Regions from separate parts of the Homo sapiens genome. Here region 1 is linked to region 2. Evidence: chromatin loops called from intact Hi-C (ENCODE). Cell type or tissue: HepG2. All regions are shown on one strand. Each heading gives the region's core, and the rest is flanking DNA. Links, peaks and the distances in the headings are about the cores only.

What was found. A loop is a pair of places that touch in the nucleus more often than their neighbours do. Peaks named below come from ENCODE experiments on the same cell type or tissue, not always from the same donor. Only the 100,000 strongest peaks of a DNase experiment are listed, where the experiment ranks them.
Region 1: it touches region 2 in a loop (2.1-fold over the local background); 1 of 110 quality-filtered maps calls a loop at or near these places.

Annotation. Positions count from the first base shown.
Region 1 is chr6:54,201,063-54,208,633 of GRCh38, reverse strand. MLIP (muscular LMNA interacting protein) reads right to left here. Exons shown (of 14, transcript NM_001281747.2): 11 at 6,401-6,529. Among named protein-coding and RNA genes, the nearest start is that of MLIP, 93 kb to the right of the region's middle. In HepG2, for the core only: no CTCF peak of the experiment used is centred there; DNase peaks (open chromatin) are centred at 3,233 and 3,623.
Region 2 is chr6:54,131,496-54,139,066 of GRCh38, reverse strand. It overlaps MLIP (muscular LMNA interacting protein), which reads right to left. Exons shown (of 14, transcript NM_001281747.2): 4 at 781-2,352. Among named protein-coding and RNA genes, the nearest start is that of MLIP, 24 kb to the right of the region's middle. In HepG2, for the core only: no CTCF peak of the experiment used is centred there; a DNase peak (open chromatin) is centred at 2,886; H3K4me3 peaks cover 298 bases.

The DNA.
Region 1 (7,571 bases), core at 1,334-6,333, 69 kb before region 2:
CATATGAATGCATCTTTTTTTCCTTACAAACAAAAAAATTTTTTTAAGAGATGGAGGTCTTGTTTTGTTGCTCAGGCTGAAGTGAAATGGCACAATTATAGATCACTGCCACCTCGAATTCTTGGGCTCAAGCTATCCTCCCGCCTCAGCCTCCTGAGTAGCTGAGACTACAAATGCATGCCACCACACCTGGCTGATTTTTAAATTTTTTGTAGAGATGTGGTCTCCCTATGTTTCTCAGGCTGGTCTCAGACTCCTGGGCTCAAGCAATCCTTCTACCTCAGCCTCCCAAAGAGCTGGGATTACAGGCGTGAGCCACTGCACGCAGCCAACAAACAAAATTTTTGAACTTTCTAATCTCAGAATAACATTTATTTTGGATATTATTTAAAATTATTTTTACATAGATATCCTCTCTCTCTTTTGAAATGTTGTTGTTTAATACCTTACAGATAAAACCAATAAAGAATTAAAACATTCTATTTTAACAAAGACCTATTTTTTTTGAGATGGAGTCTCGCTCTGTTGCCCAGCCTGGAGTGCAGTGGCACGATCTCAGCTCACTGCAAGCTCCTCCTACTGGGTTCACGCCATTCTCCCGCCTCAGCCTCCCGAGTAGCTGGGACCACAGGCACCCGCCACCACACCCTGCTGATTTTTTGTAATTTTTTTAGTAGAGACGGGGTTTCACCGTGTTAGCCAGGATGGTCTTCATCTCCTGACCTCGTGATCCGCCCACCTCGGCCTCCCAAAGTGCTGGGATTACAAAGACCTATTTTTAAACTGGAGTGTACTTTGTATGAGAGGTTCTAAATATGGCAGTGGCCAATCTCCCTTGAATAAATATACATACAAACATCATGTGTTAACAAAACATAGAACACATTTGCGTAAAACTTTCAAAAGGTCATTGTTTCCTAGTAAATTGGGATATTAACAGACACTACATATCCACCAACTATTTGTTAAGCAAATAATGCTTCAGACCATTATGATAGAGTGGCAAATAAGTCTTCTTTGGGTGTTTGCTGTTTTAAAAGCAAATAAAAATCTCTTTAAGATTTTTACTCCTACATAAGGCAGCTGAAGAGGGGCATGGAAAAGAAATTCCTGTTAACAACTGACAATTGCCAACAGAATAATCTAAAGCATAGGTTACAATTTTCCAAACTTGATGCACACATAAAATCAAGAGAAAAGAAATGTCAAAAAAGGGGGGGGGGGTGCAGAGGTGATGGAAATTCTGTGTATGAAGAAGTGAGCCTATCTAACTATATTTTGGAGGAAAAGGCAAATATTGTCTCAAAAAGACAATTTTTAAAAAAGATATATACTAAGAAACTAGTTTATCGTGCTGATGATAATTTGTCTATTATGTATAGAACATAACCTGTTTATGCTAAATTGTCTATTACATCTTTCATATAAAGGAAGGAAGCAAAGCAAAATAGAGAAAACTCATAAGGACTTCAGTCCTTAAATTAAAAAAAAAAAACATGGCAAAACTTAGAGAAGCCAAATCTCTGTTCGTAAACCTTCCCAAAGAAATGTAACACTACAAGAAATTGCAGCTTTCCTCTCGTTAAAACAATCTAGCAAACCACTAATTCATTTCTACACCTAAAAAGGTTCATTTAAACATTTACCCCAAAATATTTCTCAATAAAATGTTAGCAATTATAAAAGATGATTTTATGACAGAAGAATATGGGCCATCTTGATTGAGAAACAAATGTTGAAAAAGTGGTAGTTTGTGACAAAGCCAGAGTTTTTCAGAGAGAGTAAAAGGCAGTATTGTCAGTTTCACCTACGACAAAGGTATTTATCCTGTAATATTAACATGTGGGTGACATAAAGAAGGGAAGTTGAAGGTCACAGTTGAAATACAACTTGATGAATCATTAGATAGAAACCTGAAAGTCACTGACATAATCATCAAAGTTGAATGTCAAGCATAGTCATTTTGGTAGGGAAAAGAGGCAAGTCAGATGTCTAAAAAAAACTCAGAAGAAAAGCGGGAATGAAATACTATAACAAGGAAAAGTCTCTATAATTACCCTTTTATGTTCTCTGTGAGGTAGCACAGAGGAAATTCTCTAAATGGTCATCTTCATAGAAAATATGTTCTCTCTCCCATTTAAACAGAGTAGAAGAAAAATAAATTTTAAGAGGCATACATGCTGGAAAGTGTTATTTCTCACAAACGGAAAAAAAAAAGAAAAATATTTCTTGGAAAATCAGATGAAACAATATTCTCCCTTTAATTCTATCCAAAACCTTTTTTCACACATTTCCTTAGGGCTTTAAGAAAGTATCAATATATCTAATACTATGAGTTGCATTATTAATTTATAAAGAGAGGATTTTTACATAACACTTTATGTAAATGAGGTGAATTATTGCCCTTTTATATTAAACCAAAAATCTTCAATGAAATCCTCTTTATCTAATTACACATATTAAATGATCAGAAAACAAGCAATATATTTTGCAAATTCATAAATAGTCAGAATAAACTAAATACCATTCAGCTCTTTAGCATCTTCATTCTCATCAGCAAATTGCTTTTCTGAGCCTGTATGTCTTCTGGATGCCCATTAGTCCAATGAATTTTGCTAATTATTTTCCAGCTCTACTTTTAGTTATCAATAAAAATATGCTTTAAACACACCACCACAGTTTTTAAATCCATAGATTTATGGCAAAGTGTGAGGACATTTTGTAATAACTGAAAAGCACCACAAATTGGCACAATAATAAATTAACTGAATAACGAGTGAAGATTAATTATTAATTAATAATGAACGAAGACAATTTCAGAAAAGCATAATCTTCATTTTGAAGGTTTCGTTTTTTTAAAAAAAAATCTAATATACAATGATGCTTCCTGGCCTATGCCACTTTGATGTAAAAGTTGTTGGCTAGTAAATTTCGATGACTTGATTATGCATTTGGTTTCAAACTTGGCTGTTAGAACTCAGCAGCTGTTTCCAGGCAAATTTTCAGCTCATAATCAGGTCAAAAGGCTGCCCAGCTGCACCTTTTTGAACTACAGTAAATACATTTCTGTCAGGTCTCATTATCATCTTTAGTGTCTGACATTTTGTAACAGAATTTTGAAATCATATCTAATGGCAGTGAAGCTGCTAGGAAAAATTTATTGACTTAACAATCCCATCCAACATCTCCTGTCATGTGGAACTGTCCCCAGTACAAGGCAGATTAGTGACTGTGAGCTACTTCCATTTGGCCCAACTGTCTGGCTAAAGAATTTTCCATTACATGGGTGGATGAGATCAGCTGAGTTTGGAACCATTCAATTTATTCTGTGGCAGCAGTGTAAGAGAAGACAATAGTGACTAGAAATGAATTTGAGTACACTTTCTTCTATTGAGGTTCTGATGAAGTAGCAATGCTGAGATTATACATTTTATTATTCAAGTTATTTTTTAAGCAGACGTAAGCATCTACCCTTGAGAGCTGTTTTGGTATCTCTCCATTGTAGATTCTGGACACAATGAGATGATAGTTAAAGCTCAACATAAAAAGGCCAGTTGACAGTACATGCCGTTTCCCAGGTGTTCAGTGGTCCCAAGGTTCTATCTTATCTTTCCCTTTCATGCCAGGTCAATGAATAAGGCCAGGGGACCTTTGGAATTCACTTTTAAGTGGTATGCTAGGCTTCTTTCAATTCTGACAGTGCATTGTCTGCTATTACTTCTCATGTTCCACATTCAAATGGGGATACAAATGAGGATAAATTGGTTGAAAGAAAATATAGATAAGATTAGGTCTGTGGTAACTTAAGATTTGCAAAATAGGTCAAATTTTCAGCCAAGTATTTAGAAATAAATAGATTTATGTTGTAATGTAAAAAGAGCTTTAAACTTACTTTATAGTCAGAAAAAGCAACGAAAAGAAATGGCAATTATTTTTAATGACAAGAATTTTCTGCACTTGAAAATGGAATTTATCATTTCAGTAGACAGTACATGTCGTAAATTACAGGTAGATTAACTCAATACTCTACAAGGAGTCTTGCTTGAAGTAAAATGCATGAATTTAAAATTATACTCACACAGAAGAATAAAGTTATTATCTTCCAGCATTGGATCATATTTTGAACAATGTAGGTTCCATGGATAATATGTGAAATTTAACTGTTAGTGGTTTGATTTTCATATAACTGCTAAATTATTTTTATAAACATTTTATAATTATCCCATACTGTCTAAAACTTCATACTAAAAGCCACTAAAATATTAGTGTCATACAAGCAATAGATATTTCATAAGTGCTTTTGTTAATGATAAAAAAATGTTTTCCCCACAGGAGTTTCCATTTCTGTTATGTATGGAATTAGTGAAGGCAACCTTATATATCAACAAAATTTCCCTATTTAATTTAATTTGAGGTCTATAATTTTATTCCAGAAAATTAAAATAATTGCCTCTAATTATCATTTTTGATCATATCAATGCCTTCTAAAAAAATCAGACTTATAAATCATAGCCTTCTCAGAAAGTGTATATAAATCAATGGAAAATATTTTCATCTGAATTTTGTAAATAAAAACTAGAACTAATCATAAAAAGTATTTGTAATGAACTTTTTCAAGGTTACATAGGGATTTCAGACCCAGTTATGGTTAATCATAGATTTTAAGTAATGCAAATTTTAGTGTTTAAAGGATCCTTAAAAGGTACCTAATCTGAACACCTCATTTTGTGCATTAAGAAACTGAAGCCAGCCGGGCGCGGTGGCTCACGGCTGTAATCCCAGCACTTTGGGAGGCGGAGGCCGGCAGATCGCCTGAGGTCACGAGTTTGAGACCAGCCTGGCCGGCATGGTGAAACCCTGTCTCTACTAAAATTACAAAAATTAGCCGGGAGTGGTGGCAGGCGCCTGTAATCCCAGCTACTCAGGAAGCTGAGGCAGGAGAATCGCTTGAACCCAAGAGGCGGAGGTTGCAGTGAGCCGAGATGGCGCCATTGAGCTCCAGCCTAGACAACAGAGCGAAACTCCATCTCAAAAAAAAAAAGAAAGGAAGAAAGAAAGAAACTGAAGCCTAGAGAGATAACACCACTTGCCCATGGTCACAGAGCTAACACATCAGATAAGAGATTCTTTATGTTTTATAAATATAAATATAAATGTAATTATAATTTATATTTTCAAGAATATTGTTAGTTATTATTTTCAAACTAAAATTTTAAAAAGAGCATAACACCTTATATTCCTAAATCTATTTTATTATGGATTATAAAATATGATGATCTTACATGTCCTGACTGTATTCAGAAAGTTTTCTGAATATCTTACATTGCTTATTAATTTCATATTTCAATCTCTCAATAAAATATATAGCCCATACTCTTTGCTGCATTTTAATATGACAAAGATTTAAAATCTCTGCTATTCATTATGAAGTTTTATATTGCATAAATGTGTATTTTCATATTTTTCACAAATATAAAGCACCATTGACAATTCTCCATTATACCTCCTTCAACATATATAAGGAGAATCTAGTATAGACTTTTCAAACATAAACAAAATGAACAACAAATCCTAAATATGACTTGATCCCCGATTCTGTTACTATTACTTCCCAATCTGGGAGACTGCATCGTCTCTGTTAATATGAATCTAAACAGGACTTTTGTCAACTTCAGTATACCAAATCTAAAATATTCCATCTCTTCAAAAGGAGGCAAGATTTTATTTTATTTTTTGAGACAGGGTCTTGCTCTGTCACCCAGGCTGGAGTGCAGTGGCATGATTACTTGCTCACTGGAGCCTCAACCGCCTGGGCTTCAACAATTCTCCCACTTCAGCCTGCCAAGTAGCTGGGACCACAGGCACACGCCACCATACCCAGCTATATATTTTTTTTAATTTGTTGTAGAGATGGGGTTTTACCATGTTGCCCAGGCTTGTCTCAAACTCCTGGGGTCAAGCAATACTCCTGCCTTGGCTTCCCAAAGTGCTGGGATTATAGACATGAGCCACTGTATCCAGCTGGAAGCAGGATTTTAGAAATAAGAATGCAACACCTATATGACCCATCCAATCAGTGATTTTGTGATGTCTTTATAGAGAGCAACATCTTGGTCTCCAAAACAATACCAGCACTAGATAGACAAGTTTTAGAAAAAAAAAAAAACACATTAAAATGCTTCAAAATATTATTCTTGAATTATTTAGCAACTTCTATTTATTATGCAAGCATTTTTCATTACCAAATATATTCCAATCAAATGAACATGTTCTTACGCATACTATATTCATAGAGACATCTTTATTTTATATTTATCAAAATATATTTATATATTTATATATATTTTATATATATTTATATTTATCAAAATAGCAAACATTTTCTCTTGTATGTGCTCACCTGTTCAGAAAAGAGGTCGCTGTTATCTTCCAAGTATTTACTGAAAGGGTTGGGTTCATAGACTTCCTCCTCTTTTTTCAGTAATATTCTGGATTTTACAGGTACTGGGCGAATTACTCCAGGCTTAGTCTTCATGAATGTAAAATAAATATTTTAAAAACAGGAAAAAAACACTATTAAAATGAACAAATATGTTTATTGTTAAGTCATTCAATGCTGTTCTCACAGAAAATTATATTTTTTTAATTTTAAAATGATTTCAAAAATGCATAAAAACAGCCTGAAGTCAAATGATTTTAACTAATATAAGTTTAGTTAAAATTTAACTATAACAGCAATCAGTTCATAAAGCTCTACTATTGTAACATTCAAAATGCAAACATGTTCTACCCTTGCTGGTGCATTTGGTCAACACATATTTCATTTGCTAAGTATTTATTGAGAGTCTTCTCTGTGTCAGGCAGCATTCTGGGCATGATAGCATAGATGACTTTGGTATATCCACCAAGCCCATGACAACTTTCTTTTTCTGGAAACTGCTCACCCTCCATGCCCCAAAATCTACAAAGCTGGGCCCCCAGATGCCATGTTCATATTATGAACTGAGGTGGCTTTCTGACCTAAAAGAGTGGAGGGTGGGTGGCAAATAGATTGTCTCTCCCAATAACGTGGAACAGGGATTTAAACTGTTGTGCAGTAACTGTGGGAGACTGAAATTAAAGTATGTCATGTAGAAGCTACAGGAAAGCCTTAACATGACCTAAAAAGCAGATATGCTGAGATCAAGAAGGTTAGAGCAAAGTGCATGGAGGGGCAGCCCAGAAAGGAGAGACACCAGAGGGCTTTCCAGAATTGACTCCCCAAACATTCCAGGGGCCTACATGAATTTCCTTTCCTGACGTTCTTTCCTTTTCTTTTACACCAGATTCCCTCACACACACACCTTTTTATTTAACTCAACTTTACTTTTGTCACTTGCAATCCAAAGAATTTTAGCTAATACATCAGTCACTCGAGATTCTTAAGCTTGTACCCAGTGTCGATTTGACAAAGAGAGGCAGGAGAACTCTAGTTTGGGGTAATTTCAAAATGTGATGTTTCACAAACACCAAAATCTTGTTACCCCGTAAAATGTCACAGAAAGATTGACGTTTGCAAAAACATCCCAAAC
Region 2 (7,571 bases), core at 913-5,912:
GTTTTGTGACATCATTTACAAGATAATGAGGGTCACTTTATCCCTTCAACGTGACATTCATCATCTGAAAAGTGACAGTGAAACATACTCTCCATGGTATTTCAAAGCTCTAAAACTACATTATTTCAATGTGCTGAGCTGAAAATCACCACCCCTTCTTATGCAGGCACTTTAACTGTTTTGTTTTATTGATATAACAGCTATCAAATTCTGGGTATGGGTGATCCACAATCTGAATTACTTGAGAATAGTTGGGAAGCCAGCATGCCTTAGTGTAGAGTTGCTTTCTGCTACGAGAACGTGCTTGGCTATGTCACAGGCCTAGATCTAAGATAATATTCCATTTTATATTAATCCTGTCTACTATTCCATCAGTACAGGATATTTGGATGGATGCTAGGGTCCCTGTTAATAAACAATCAGAAACATATCATAGTCCTGAATCTCTACTACTTGCTTTTAATTCTGTCATTAGGGCCAATGATATAACTCATATTATGTCTGAGGAAAAATAATACCCTTGGAGTCATAGATATAAGAAGTTAGGAAGAGAAAGAGGATTTTCAAAATCAAAGGATTTGACTGAAACACATAATTCTATACAGATTATAATTCATTTACACATTCAAATATACCAAGTCCTGGTACCGTCTTGCACTTTTTCTTCCTCCTTGTAGGAGTACAATTAATACTATAATTATTGATTTCTGCCTTGGGGAAAAAAAAAAGATTCTTCCCTGTTTCAAAATAAGCATGCACCATGCAACATGCAAAAAATACCTTTGATTTCTTATTTTCTGGGCCTGTTGACATGGACAATGCACAAGGTGAAATCAGCTCCTCTGTCCTTGTTAGAGATATGGGAAGTGATGGGGTTGAAACAGGTGACCTGTGGTTGGGGGTGGTGCTTTCAGATTTCCCAAGTCTTGAAGGCAAGGTACCACTGCCGCAATGTGGGTGCAGAGCTGAGGGACTGAGCTGGGGCACCAGGGTGGGCAGATTGGCATGAGGGAGAGAGGAGGACCTCAAGTTGGGAAGAGAGGCAAAGTCAGCACTGGAGACAGGGAGTGAAGGAAGAGCTGAAGGATTCAGCTCCTGGCCAGATAGTTGGGATGATGCTCTTTTAGATCTGTTTATCAGGCTTGAAAGAGCTGGGGAAGGATGGAAACATTTCTCTGAAGAAGAGAACGTAGCTCTTTGATTAATAGGAGGAGATAGAGAAGATAATGCAGAGGAGGCTAATGTAGAAGGGTACGTGTGAATGTTTCTGGGGTTTTCTGGACCCCTGAGGTCACCATCCTGTTTACTCTTCAAAGAGGAAAGAGAAGAGCTTGGTGGAACAGGAGGAAGACCCACAGAACTGGATGTACTGGTTTGTAGCAGGGAGAGCATGGTATTGCTCTTCAAAGTAGGTGATGGTGTTCTCTCTACATTCATGGAAGCAAGGCTGCTACTAGCCTGTTTTGTAGGAGAGAGGGAGGGCGCCTGAGAAAGCGGAGTAGACTTGGTGAAAACAGGCAGGTGAAAAGATTGCTGGGTCAATTCAGAAACCTGGAGTTCCCCTTGATCTGGTGACCCGGCTCTCAGGGAACAACTTGAGAGAGATTTTTTAGGCGTGGGTGGGGTCTGCTTTTCTTTTTGGTCAAGTGTGAGCGTGGAAGAGGCCGGGGAGTTGAGAGAGAAGGTGGGACAGGATGCAGGGGAAAAGGGTCTTTGGTGGGAAGGGTTTGACTTGAGAATGGCAGTGAGAAGGGCAAGCCGGGAAGGCACCGGGGATTTTACCCCTGACTTTGAAAGATTTCCACTAGATGACATTTGGCTGCAGATGGTGGAAGAAGAGCCGTGGAAAGAGGAGGTAAATGGTTTGGGGCTCGGAGAGAGTGAATGCGTGACAATGCGGACTGGTATGTACGAGGCCGAATTCGACTTCAGAGAAGCACTGGAGGACGGTGGAGAAGAAGAGGTTCTCGGACTTTCTCCGTGACTAAGGACATGCGAGGTTAAAGTTGTCTTCTTGAGAACTTCAGAGGTCAGTCCAGGCTTTGGATCTGCTGCAGTTGAACTGGGTAAATTAGAACCTGATAGTTGAGTGGAATGGGGAAACAGTAACGTCGAGGAGGTGCCCTTCGATGCAGAAAAGGGTGTAGAGTGAGCGGTAGTTTGAAAATACGTAGCTGATTCTTCCACCACGGCCCCACCGACATCCAGCCTCCTAGTGTGGAACTCCTCTAGGACAGAGGCTCCCTCGAGGTTAACTGGGTCGGGTGGTGTGTTCGGATTAGTTGGAGAAACAAAGGAGAAAGCAGGTGGTTTACAGGCAAGCTGCTCAGAGGTAGTGGGAGAAGAAGTTAACTAGAGGAAAGAGAAATAGACAGATTGAAATAGGACATTATTTGTGAAACGATCAAAATATTCTTGTCACTTGTGCGATTATACAAACAATTTACACAAAAGGAGGCATCTTAAACCTCCACAAAAATGAAGGAAATTCTATTTTGCTAATGAGGCCTTGCTCTGAATTCGAAATAAGATACAAATAAGCTGTGAAGCATTACATCCTATACCTCATTTATCCCACAGAATGAAATCAATGTAAAATTGTATTGCATAGTTGGAAGATAATTCGTTGACAGCATCTAAAATAGTTATCTTAATTTTGAATTGTGTGATTTGGAAAGATTTAAATCACCATCAGTATAAATTGCAAATTTCACTTTGGAAAATTATTTTCTTCTATTGTAAGAATATAAAGGATGATATTATAATAACGACTACAAGTCTTAAAAAAACTTTAACACACTTCAAGTGTTTAAAATTCTGAGAGTTTCTACTACTTAACTCCTACATGCTGTGAACTTGGAAAAGTGCCTGGAATTCAAATGATGAAACACCCAATGTCAACACAGAATGATAAATTGAGAGAGTGAAAGCAAAGTCCAAATTAAACAGGAAGTTTTAGCTTATTTTTCCTAATTATTTGCCAGAATGAACATTTAACATGAACATATAATGAACATTTAACAAATGATTTGGGTCATGCTGGAAGAAATAGGCTCTCTTTTGTGTCAAAAGAAGCCCGAACACTTTACAAATACAATCCACCTGAAACAAGGAAACCCACCAATCCAAATAAAGAGGAAATAAAGAAACCAAATAAAGAGGAAATAAAGAACAATTCATCATTTTACAAGAGAAGCTAGGGAGAGCCTGTGAAACAACTGGATGTAGGTAGTCTTGTGCCATTTTAAAAATCATCTAGTACTTTAAGATAAGCACTGAAGTTATAAATACTTTGAACACCTTTTAAACAGAACTTTCCCTTAAAAGTCATTGATTTGATTATGTCAATATATAAAAGAAATAATAAACATGCATGTCTAATAAAGAATTTAGGGAATATCAATCATTCAAAATATCAATAAATATTAAGATTTACATATAGATATTCATTAAGCACATAGCAGGAAAATGTATATAAACATAACAATCAAACTTAGCAAAACTTTACAAATAAAGTAAAAGATATTTCTTGATTTTGCTTATAACATTTTAAGATTTCCATCAGACCTAATGCAGAGGTTTTCATGTCATATAGTTTTAATCTCTAAAAATATTTAAAACTGGCAAATTCAAACACTCATCCCAAACTTCCAAGTTTCTAAGTAAACATACCCAAAATATTCTTTTCTTTTATATGTGAATTTGTATCTTTGCAACACGGAAGAATTCTTGCTACATAAATAACACCTGAATATATTGGCGTAACCCAGAATATGGGAAAATCAGAGATAATTAAAAGTCAAGCAGAATTGAATCAAATGGAAGAAGAAAGCTTAGCAATTCACTCGTATAAGTTTTATTTAGAAACAACTCTGCTTAGCCAATGTTTATGTAACTGATGCATTTGGTTAGAGATATATTTAAATCCAAACACTACTAGCTGGGCAGCTGAATGTTTCTGTCACTACAAGCATGACAATGTCTTATTTGGAGTTATGCAATCATTTTAGTTAAATACATAATTAATGTTTAAGAAATTGTTCTTTTAGGGTAAATAGTGTATCCAGGGAATTTTTTTTTTTACCACAAAGAAAAGTCTTCTCTAATTGTTTCCTATGATTGATCTCTCCTAATGAAAAGAATATAGAAACATTTCTAGACTGTGTAGTGTGTCTTTGCATGTTGTACTATGCCTGGAATAGCTGTTTGGTAAAGAATTCTGTAAATTAATAACAGCAGTCACAAAACTCTCATTACCTTTTCAGTTCTGCTGTTTCCAAATAACTTTAATGTATATGACAAACTCAGTTATTTACCCTGATTGATTATTCACCAAATTATCACTATGCTAAGACCATAGAGCTGTAACTGTTAGGGTCTCATTCAGAGGAAAAGACTAACCTCTCCAATTTCCTCAAAACTATGGCTTCTAATGACCAAACATTCTACTACATTAATTAATATTTTACCTAATATAAATATCTCAGAATTTTATTATACTTTTTAATATATTTAAAACATTGATTTTTAAGGAACTTCTAAGAGAAAGGCTCTGAAAAGTCTAAAGATGTTTACCATGTTTATATTAATCTGCACATAATTTTTATTATATTTTCTTAATATATTAATAAGTATATGCAACATATTCCTTTCTAACTTGCAAATATGCCACGATGTATCCTAATTTGTACCAATATAAAAATGTGACACCATATTTTATAAAATTCTCAGGGGTGAAGGATTCTTTTTTTATAAAAAGATTGATTTTCCTGAGTTTCTCTAATTAATAAATTTTTAAAAAGAGGAAGTAAAGGCATGAAAATATGTATGCAGAAAGAATACATGGGCACCTGTCAAATTCTCAGTCAGTAGCTCAGAATCAGTCCTTCATTTTACCTCTTCCTGTAAATCCCTTATTAGTGATCCCAAACTTCCCTATTGGCATCTATTTAACACAAATTATTTCCATCTCTTCTTCCTCTACCATTCATAACCCTCTATGTTGTTCTCAAGGTTTGTTACTGATGCTCTAACTCCTTCTCCCTCAAGGCTGTTCTAGGTTTTCTTTACCATTTATTTCTTACCTCATCTTTATTGATTCCTTTGCTTCAAACACCTCTCTAGAGCTACCAATGACCATGTTTTCCAATACCCAGAACTATGCTGGTTCCCTGAGCCCCCCTTGCCATACACTCTCTCTAAAGTCATTTTCAAAACTCTCTTCTCCTAGAAAGGCTATCTGGAACTCTGGAAAACATTCACAATAATCTCAGTAACAGAAGATGAAATGTGCTCCTATCATTAGGTAAGTAGATGATCCTAATCATAAATTCACCCTCAGATCCTATGTAATAGAGACCATCAATTATTTTAACAACCAATCTCTATTGTAGAACTGCCTTGTATTTTTACTGCCTGTAAATCTAAAATAAACTGCTCCTGTATATATATTCAATTTTCCCTGATGTTTCTATGAGATTTCAAAGCATTTGAATAAAAACTGAAGTGACTGATCTGCTACCTAGTATCTTGAATACTTTCTGAGATTCTGACAGCACCAGATGTGGATCGTATATAGTTGTGCTCTTCCTCCTGAATCTGTACAGCTACATGAGGCAGAAACCCCAGATTCTCCCTTGTCGTCACATACCAATCATTGCATAATGGCAGCTCGGCCTCCTAAACTTAGCTATTATTGATTTGTCCTCTTCTCTCTGATGAATGCTTGTAATGCTACAGGGAAGATTCTCAGCCTTTCTTACCTGAACACATTAAATAATCTTTTCTGGTGTTCTTACTTGTAGTTGCAGCCTATTTAACCTATCACCAGATTGAACTTTTAAAATCTGATCACCTATGCTCAAGACCTCATCACTGGTTTCTTTGTGTCTACCATGAACTACAGATACTTCCTTCATGACGAAGCCCCTCTCTTGCTATCCAGTCTCACACCCCTCATCCCCTATTTTTTAAGTTTCAGTAATACTTTGTTCAATCTCAACCTTCTTGCCAGCATTGCCAACATTCTAGCTATTGTGGTTTCTTGCCAATCCTCTCTTGCCAATCAACTTAGCAAACCTTCATTCTTAAACCAATCCCAGCAACTGCCATTATGTTTCTAGACCTAGTCTACCAAAAGTTGCTATAAGAAAAAGAAAATTGATACCACTTTTTAATAGGACCACAGCACCTATTTTGCAAACCATCCTGTACAAGGGCGCAAGCTGAGTGGGGCTGGTTTCCCCTGCACTGAATTCCCCTGCAGAAGGGGAGGTTTTCTCAATTCACATATGGGCTGGCTGAGTCACTGTAGACTGGTGAAAGCACAAGTTCAATGTCTATAGTCTCAGCTGGGTCCTGCACCTCTCGATTTTTTGGTTGGTTGATTTGTGTTTTCTTTTTTGTTGTTGTTGTTTGGACCTTGGCTTCCTCTACTGTTCTGATGAACAGCTTTTCCAAAAACTTTACATTCTCCACAAACCCTTAACCTACTATTTCTCCCATTATGCTCAACAGATGGCCTAGATTTCTTTACTCCAAGGAAAATTGAGATTACCAGGAAAGTGAATTTTGGTAGTATCATCTTCATTCCCTTTCCCTCATTCTAAGGAAAGATGAATGAAAAAAACTTTCGCTTTGTAAAAGGTGAATTCTCCTTGTGTACTCTGAATCACAGCAGCTCTTGCCCTCTTAGAAATCTCATTTCATCAGTTATTCCCCATAACCTATGTACTTATCCTTTTTAATTTTTTCCTAGCTCCCTGATCCTAACATAGATATAAAACAGAAATTCTCTCAATCTTTTAAAAACATGATAATAAATATCATTGTGGTGAATAGTGAAAGTACCCACAATTCTCTGTTCTTTCCCATTCATTCCATCATAAACGCAGTCTTTTGTTCCACCTTTTAATCTGGATAGCCAAATGACTTGTTTTGGCCCATACAACATTATCAGATGCAATACAAGAAGCAGTATCTTGAAAAACATTTGTGCATTGAGGCTTACTGGCTTGTTACGTGCAGAACATTGCCATAATATGAATGAGCTCAGGCTAGTTTACTGGAAGATACAAGACCACGTCTCAGCACACAACTACTCAGCCACCAGACAGCTAACCAGCCACCAGCTAACCCAACAGCCAATCACTGACATGGGTAGGTCACAGTAAAGATTAACTGAATCCAGCCCATATCTGCAGAACCACCTAGCTGAAAACAGCCCAAATTATTGACCAAAAAATTTTTGAGCTAAATAAAATATTGTGTTTTAAAACACTAAATGCTGGCATGGTTTGTTAAGCAACAAAAGCTAACTGACAAAAACGAATATATACATACATATCCCAAGCTCTTTCTTGATCCTATATTTCCCATAATTACAGGCCTATGTTGTTTTCTTCTCAGTCAAGTCTGTACAATATAATCACTGCACTGAGTTTCTTATTTCTTGTAGTCTGCACACCCTAAAATGACTACCCAAAGAGTCCCAGCCTTATAGAATTCCTTCCTTTTAAGTGTGGGTGGAAACGGTTACTTGCTTCTAACTGATAGAATATGACAGAGGTGAA